2 separate regions of the Homo sapiens genome follow, and region 1 is linked to region 2. A link is a contact called in ENCODE Hi-C or POLR2A ChIA-PET data. All regions are on one chromosome and are shown on one strand. The core of a region is the stretch at or near the end of the contact, and the rest is flanking DNA. Distances in the headings are between cores, read along the strand shown. Region 1 holds the start of E2F8 (E2F transcription factor 8). Region 2 overlaps SAA2-SAA4 (SAA2-SAA4 readthrough).

Region 1 (3,859 bases), core at 510-3,009, 1.0 Mb before region 2:
AGCCTCAATATCATAGCATCCCCGCCCTCATCGCGTTTCGCAGAAAATAAAAATGCCTCGCCCTGCTAGTCAGCAATGGGAGAGTCACTGATCCCCAAGTTAGCGGTGGGAGTGGGGAAGTGTGGCCCCGGGCCCTGCTGGAGCCTAAAGACACGCGATTACAGAGGAGGACGAGCCAAACCGAGTCCAGATCGAGAGACCGGCGCCCAGATCTCGGCGCGGTTGGGCAACACTCAGCACCAGTCCGCAGAAAAGTCTAAGGCAGAGGAGAGCAAAGGGAGCCAACGCGGGCGCAAATGATCCAGGTGCAGCCGAGGCAGCGCCGCCGCCCCGGGCCTCGGTGTCCCGTTCTGCAAAGTGAGGACGAAGGATCGAAGTGTCTCCCCGACCCTGCTAGGGCTCTACAGGGAACCAGGCTAAAGCTGCCTGAGGCTCGGAGACCGGAAAAAGAGGGAAAGACAACAGGGAAGAGAAAGGGAGGAGTGGGTGGGAGACCCTGAGGAAAGACGGCGAGGACAGGGTTGGAGGGTTTTCCGCCTTCCTCCTCTTCCTCCTACACCTGAGTTCTCACCGCTGGGCCAAGGCCCAGAGCCCACGGAGCTTAGGCACCAGTAGCCAAGCTTCTCCCTCCTCGCGCCAGTTTCTGCGAGGCACGGGGCAGACGGTGGGCAGCACAATCATGCATGCCAGGGGTGCAAGGGGGAGAGGTCCGGCTGGAGTCCGAGGGCAGGTGAGCCGGCCTGGGGCTGGGCAGGGGTGAGATAGCCCCAAGCGGGGAATCGCAGGGCGCCTGCGGCCCAGCCCGCGAGCCCCGGACGGGCCAAATTTTATTCCCCAACTTTGAGCAAGGGGAGGGGGTGTATGCAAAAAAAAAAAAAAAGGAAAAAAAAGTTGCTGAACTTTTCCCCCAACTCTGCCGTAGAGGCGGGAGTGGAGGGCGGTGCCTGCACCGATTCGCCGGCGGCTACGGTCGGGAGGCTCGGATTGGCGCTCGGGGGCCGGGGCCGGGGCGAGCGGGCGTGGGGGAGGGGAGCGGCCCTCCCCGCCCGCGGTATCGGCTCGCGCCGGGAGCGGGTTAATTTCAAATCGGGGGCTTGGCTGCTCCTGGACGGTCACGCTCCCTCTGCCCGCCAGCCGGCCCGCCAGTCCCGGTCCCGGCGTCTCTCTCCGGCACCCACCTCGGCGCTGCGGAAAGACTGACTGCCAGGTACGCGGGCTCCCGGGCCTGAGAGGGGCAGCGGTGCTGACGAGTCCCGGCTCAGCCCCCGCCGGCTCCCGCCGTGAGGTGGACTGACAGGTCAGCGGGACGCAGAGGGGCGCGGCGCCCGGGCGACACGGCACCGGGAGAGGGCTCGGGAGGGTGGCGGCGGCGGCGGCGGCGGCCGTTTCCCGCCTCCCGCTTCGCCGGGGGCCGTGAGGGAGGAGCTGAGCTCCCGCGCAGAGGGGCGGGGGCGAACGAGGGGGAGGGGCGGGGTTGCCGTGGTTCCGGGCGCGGGTTTGCCCGCGCTCAGGCCCCGCGCAGCTAAGGGGAGGCGCCGGCCACGGTCCGACTTTCCGCGCCAAATTTTTAAATCGAAGGCGGAAGGTCCGGCCCCGCCCCTGGCGCCGTCGGCCAATCGCAGGCCCGCTTCCGGCCCTCTGATTGGTCGGGAATTGTTGTCCTGGAAACCACGATGATGCTGTCCGGGAACTGTCGGGACTGCGGCGGGCGGACAGGGCCTGGGGGAGGGGCCTTTGGCCGAAAGTTGGGGGAAGTGCACTGAGCGAGTGGCGGCCGGGGGACAGTACCTGCTTGCCTTATTGGGCAAATACAGCCTTCCAAGGTGGAGTCTAACGCCGTGGTGTGAACTGGCCACCCGAACAGGGAGTAAATAGTGCTTTGTATCTTTAAGGAAGCCCTTTTTTAAATTTAAAAAAAAAGTCTTAATTATAAGACTCTTTAAATGCCCAACTGCATACTTGGAGCTTTGGGACTGAATTTGGAACTTTCCTGTCAAGCGACCTCCCACGACTTTACTGCTGAGCCTGTGCACGTGTGTGTAAGGGGAGAAATCCAGGCATCTAGATGCAGACTTGTACCCAGTTACTTGGGGTCGCGTGCGCTCAGCTGGGACCTGGGCTCGTGCGCTTAGTCCGGAGCCCTGATCTGCGAACAGGTGGGTGCTTCCTAAAGTATTCGCTGGGGTCCGGAGAATGGCTCGCCTTTTCTACAGATGGGAGAGGGCTGTCACTAGAAATTCCGTGGGTTGCTTGAAGTCTTAGGACCGCCGATCCGTTTGCTGAAGGAATTTACTGGCATTTGTTGGCGTTCTCCGCTCAGTGGGGCGATCTCTGGTCGAGAATAAAATGTAAATCTAGTTTGTCATTTTTCGTTAGGCTTTGTTTCCGTAGCCTCTTGTCCGTGAAGGAATTTTCAACAGATCTTTTGGTTCTTGTTTTTCTCTAACTTTTTCTATTTCCTTTTTTCTTTAAGGATATTAAAACTTTTAGTACAATTGATTGGACTACTTGAACCATCGGGATTTGGGGAGGAACTCCAGATTTTTCATTTTTAAACTCTAAATGTATGAGGAATTTACAGAATGGAGAACGAAAAGGTACTTTATAACTTCAGTATTCATCATTGCAATTTTAAATTCAGTATCATCCTGATTTAACTCCATAATTTTTCCCTATCCAATGTGTTTTCTTAATGCCACAACCTTGGTTAGCCTCTGTAAAGACCTGGAAAAAATGAACCTTATCTTATAGTTTCAAAAATATATAGTTTAAAATATATACTAATTTAATTAATATAGTTTAAAAAATGAAAATTATCTTAAAAAGAAATTCAGTCTCCAATCATGTCAAATGCCCTTTCTGAATTCCAGTTGTTCAAGAATCCTCAGAAATGTTGTAATGAAACTAACAAATTTTATTATTCTTAAAAATACCTTTTCTCTCTTTATGTCTGAGACAGCTACCAAATCATTAAAAACTAGAAAGAGTGTAAAGGGGCAAACCTACCCCTCTTCAAAAATTCGTTAGTTTCATTACAACATTTCTGAGGATTCTTGAACAACTTGGAATTCAGAAAGGGCATTTGACATGTTTGGAGACTGAATTTCTTTTTAAGATAATTTTTTACCAAATTGGCAGCTTATTTATGGGGTCTGCAAAATGCTCTGTTTAGGGGGCAAACATTTTGTAAAATTACAAAAGAATTGTCTGTGGGGGGTGTCCAACTACTAATAGGTTTAAAAAAGTGAACTTACATGCATATTTCCTAATAGTTTTAGATGTTAGTCAAATAAGAGAATTACTATTGCTTCTGATAATCTGAGGCAAAGAAAAAGCCTATTGTCAGATCAGTACATCTCAGATGCACACACTGGCAAGGAGCTCCTGTTGGGTCCACCATACTGACTTCCATGTAAGAAGAGCACCATACTTGGAGTGAAAATATCTGTGTTCCACTCCTACGTGACCTCTCTCAGCCTGCATCTTCTCTTCTGCGAGCTAAGAATGCAGGATTCCATGAACATACAAACGGAAATGCACTTGATAAACCCAAGATGTCACAACATGTCCCATTTGTCCATGTTCTTAAAGTTATTTGGTCTGCCTATTATTTTACTTATTGCTGTTCCAAGCATTTTCTTTAAAATAGATAAAGATGGGAGTAGTGTGTGAAGTCCCTGGTGTCCAAAACTGGAAGGAACATAGTCTCCATTAGCCTTATTTATGAACTGCTGTTAATTTACCCTTTTGTCTCAGTGGCTATCCTGCTTCTGCCAGGATCTAGCTTTGTGGTCTTAGGTAGCTGTTAGGTTGATGCAAACATAATTGCTGTTTTTGCCATTACTTTCAGTAGCAAAAG
Region 2 (3,889 bases), core at 1,172-3,671:
AGCCTAGGCAACATAGCAAGACTCTTATCTCTACAGAAAATAAAAGAAATTAGCCAGGCGTGGTGGCATGCACCGTAGTCCCAGCTACTCAGGAGGCTGAAGTGGGAGATCCCTTGAACCCAGGAGGTCGAGGCTGCAGTGACCCATGATTGAGCCACTGCACTCCAGCCTGGGCAACAGAATGAGACCCTGTCTCAAAAAAAAAAAAAAAAAAAAAAAAGGGAAAGCACTCTGTTGCAGAGCGCAAGTATCAGTAGACTTAGGCCTTTGCCCAAGAAGATTGATAGTTTTCTTCCCCTTTCCTTGAGTTTTCCAGCCTCCTCTCAGTCATTACTTGGGTGGGAGAAGAGGAGGGAGTTAGCAGGTGGAGCTGTCTCAGGTGAGCAGGTGAGTCAAGAGATTAATCTCCTGTCTCCTTTCTTTGGGTTGCAGCCGTTCCAGGGTCTATCTTCAGGGATTAATAGACTGCTATTTATTTGGAAACAGCAGCACTGTATTGGAGGACTCGAAGTCCAACGAGAAAGCTGAGGAATGGGGCCGGAGTGGCAAAGACCCCGACCGCTTCAGACCTGACGGCCTGCCTAAGAAATACTGAGCTTCCTGCTCCTCTGCTCTCAGGGAAACTGGGCTGTGAGCCACACACTTCTCCCCCCAGACAGGGACACAGGGTCACTGAGCTTTGTGTCCCCAGGAACTGGTATAGGGCACCTAGAGGTGTTCAATAAATGTTTGTCAAATTGAATTTGTTGGTGGAAACTGGGAACATTGAGGCAGACTTTCTGGGAAGAATGGTCATCTGAGGCCATATGGAAGATAAACAGCACCATGGCAGATGAGCCTGTGACTGAGGGGGACCAAGGACTCCCAGCTGGCCTGTAACTATGCAGGCTCCTCACATGACCCAAGCCAAGCTTCTCTGGTCATTTTCGGCCCCAGCTTCCCCTCCTGAGTAAGCCTAAGCCGGCAAAGCACTGACCATCATCCTGGGCTTCTGAGTGGCTGGAGTCATGGCTCTGGCACAGCCCTGGGCAGTCTTCCATCAGTCTCCTCTGTATCTCAGATTGGACTTCTACCCCCAAATTCCCACTTCTTCTTCAGGGCCTCACAGTTTATTTTGTTGCAGTTTCCAGGCCTCTCTGTATACAGACTTTGTACTGCCCAATTCATTGCATCCTGTCCACTCTCTGCCTCTAGGCCTTGTCCCCCAGTGAGCTCTTTCCTTATGGAGAAGGTACATTGTGGGCTGAGTGTGGTGGCTTATGCCTGTAATCCTAGCCTTTTGGGAAGCTGAGGCAGGAGGATCGCTTGAGCCCAGGAGTTCAAGACCAGCTAGGCAACATAGTGAAACCTCATCTTTACTAAAAACCAAAAAAATTAGCCAGACATGATGGCATGTGCCTGTATTCCCAGCTACTTGGGAGGCTGAGGCTAGAGTACTGCTTGAGCCCAGGAGGTCAAGGCTGTAGTAAGCTATGATCACTCCATTGTACTCCAGCTTGTATGACAGAGTGAGACCCTGTCTCAATAAAAACAAGGTACATTGCTTAGAGAAGCCTAATCCTAGGAGTTCTATCCTAGAAACTGCTATCTTGGACTCTGGTTTCTTTCTTTCTTTCTTTTTTTTTTTTTTTTTTTGAGACAGAGTCTTTCTCTGTTGCCCAAGCTGGAGTGCAGTGGCACGATCTCAGCTCACTGCAAACTCTGCCTCCTGGGTTCAAGCAATTATCACACCTCAGCCTCTGGAGTAGCTGGGACCACAGGTGCGCACCACCATGCCCGGCTAATTTTTGTGTTTTTAGTAGAGATGGGGTTTCGCCATGTTGGCCAGGCTGGTGTCAAACTCCTGGCCTCAAATGATCTGCTGCCTTGGCCTCCCAAAGTGCTGGGATTACAGGCCTGAGCCCCTCTGCCTGGCCGACTCTGATTTATCTCTTATCAACACCCGTGCCTCCCCTGACTCAATTTTTAATTTGTCCCGCTCATTTTACCTAAGGAATGACTCTCCTGTTGGTTTTCCTTATCTTTATTCTCTTTTTTTTTTTTTTTTTTTTTTTTTTTTTTGACAAAATCTCCCTTTGTCAAACAAGCTGGAGTGCAATGGGGTGATCTCGGGTTACTCAACCTCCGCCTCCCGGGTTCAGGGGATTTTTTCACCTCACCCTTCCGAGCAGCTGGGATTACAGGCATGGGCCACCACACCTGGCTAATTTTTGGGTTTTTAATAAAAAAGGGGGTTCACCATGTTGGCCGGGCTGGGCTAACTCATGGGCTCAACTGGCCAAGGGTCTGAAAATGTAGGCCTGAACCACTGCACCTGGCCGGCATTTCGTTGGCTTTTAGTTCAAATAAAATTCTACTTCCTGTCCTAAAGGGGAAGTGAGATATGTAGATAGACAACACAGTTTAGTAAGAGCCTCAACAGAAGCACACACTGGTGGCAATCCAAATTTTGCTGGGGTATGGGAAGTCAGCAAATAGTAATTAGAATAGCTGCCATTTTTAATTGCAATTGCAAGACTGTGCCCTACAGTTTAAATACTTTATCTGATTTAAGCTGCAGAGAAGGCTTTGATGTTCTCAGCTGGATAAACTGAGGTTTAGAGAGGTTTGTGTTTAGGACCTTCTCCAAGGTCACATATGTAACAGGTGCAGAGCCAGGACTGCAGGCTGGTTTGTCTGACTTCAGAACCTGTGATACACTGAACAAGGCCAAGAGGTTCAGCAGTGGAGACCCCTTTCTTCTTCGTGGATCTCCAGCACTTGGTTTAAATGGCCAGGTGAGCCCTTATGCTTGGGGAAATGTCTGACTTGTTTGAGAACAGGCACCATATCTTGTTCATCACTGCATGCTTAATGCCTAGCAGGGTCCAGGCACTCAGTAGTTGCTTTCTGAATTAGATTATCCCATTGAAAACCTACACTTCAACCCACATTACTCTTCACTCTTGCACATTGTCTTCTTCCTCTTAATAAGTCAAACTTGTTGAAAGTATTGCCCATCTACACACCTTCTGATTCTTCACTTCTGATCATATGTTAACCCACTCCAGCCTGGTTTCTGTCCCCACAACTTCAGCAAAATACCTTTGTCACCACTGACCTCCATGCTGCCAAAAACAATGAACATCTCTCTTTTCTCATATCAGTAGCTCTGTGAGCAACATTCAACGCAGTTGCCTTCCCCTTCCTTCCTGATATATTTGGTCTCTTGGCTTCATAATACTACTCTTTCCTTCATCAGCTCTAAGTAGCATAATATTACCCTCTACCTCAATTCTCCTTTATTTCCTTAGCTGGGACTTTTTTTATCTCCCCAAACTCTGTGTTCTTCAGACTTGGCTCTGGGCCCCCATTCTTTATTTCTCTATGCTCTCTTTCACAAGTCTAAATAGTACTTATATGTGGATGGCTTTTAAAATTATATCTCCCCCTGCAAAACTCATTTCTGAGCTCCATGCTTGTACATCCAACTGGCTACTTGACATATCTACATAGCTGGCTTCCAGATATCTCAAACTTAACGTGTCCCAAAATGAACTCGGGTTTTCCCGTCAGAACTCTTCACACTCCAGGTTTCTCCATTTCAGTTAATGACATGGCCATTCTCTCTGTTCCTCACACCAGTTAGGGGAATGTGTTGATGCTTCCCTTCACTTTACCCCCACATTCAATCCGCTGGATGTGAACTTCCAAAGTTCATCTCTAATCCATTGACTTCCTCTCATTTACACCCTCATGCTCCTGGCTACATCATTTCTCATCTGGGGTACTGCGGTAGCCATCTAACTAGTCTCCCCATTTTATTTTATTTTATTTTATTTTATTTATTTTATTTTTTTTGAGATGAAGTCTCGCCCTGTTGCCAGGCTTGAGTGCAGTGGCACAATCT

What was found. Hi-C counts contacts between places; a loop is a spot of excess contacts on that map. ChIA-PET counts read pairs that join two places held with the same protein, here RNA polymerase II (POLR2A). Pooled maps may share reads with other maps.
Region 1: a loop to region 2 is called in a pooled map, with 6 times the contacts of the local background. The contact joins the promoter of E2F8 here to the enhancer-like site in region 2. A Hi-C loop is called at or near these places in 1 of 37 single-sample maps with no recorded cell type and 1 of 50 pooled maps. POLR2A ChIA-PET finds 5 or more read pairs at or near these places in 1 of 52 experiments (GM12878).

Annotation. Positions count from the first base shown.
Region 1 is chr11:19,238,845-19,242,703 of GRCh38, reverse strand. It overlaps E2F8 (E2F transcription factor 8), which reads left to right and starts at 1,759. Exons shown (of 13, transcript NM_024680.4): 1 at 1,759-2,156; 2 at 2,474-2,597. The coding sequence starts at 2,583. The region is part of intron 1 of CSRP3-AS1 (CSRP3 and E2F8 antisense RNA 1); the gene reads right to left. RefSeq lists enhancers at 1-554, 760-869 and a silencer at 990-1,689.
Region 2 is chr11:18,228,208-18,232,096 of GRCh38, reverse strand. SAA2-SAA4 (SAA2-SAA4 readthrough) reads left to right here. Exons shown (of 6, transcript NM_001199744.2): 6 at 433-742. The coding sequence ends at 595. It overlaps SAA4 (serum amyloid A4, constitutive), which reads left to right. Exons shown (of 4, transcript NM_006512.4): 4 at 433-742. The coding sequence ends at 595. Among named protein-coding and RNA genes, the nearest start is that of SAA4, 6.6 kb to the left of the region's middle. RefSeq lists a silencer at 2,667-2,716. Within about 2 kb of position 2,421, at least 2 of the 41 ENCODE cell types and tissues checked have a DNase peak (open chromatin) inside an H3K27ac peak, as active enhancers do.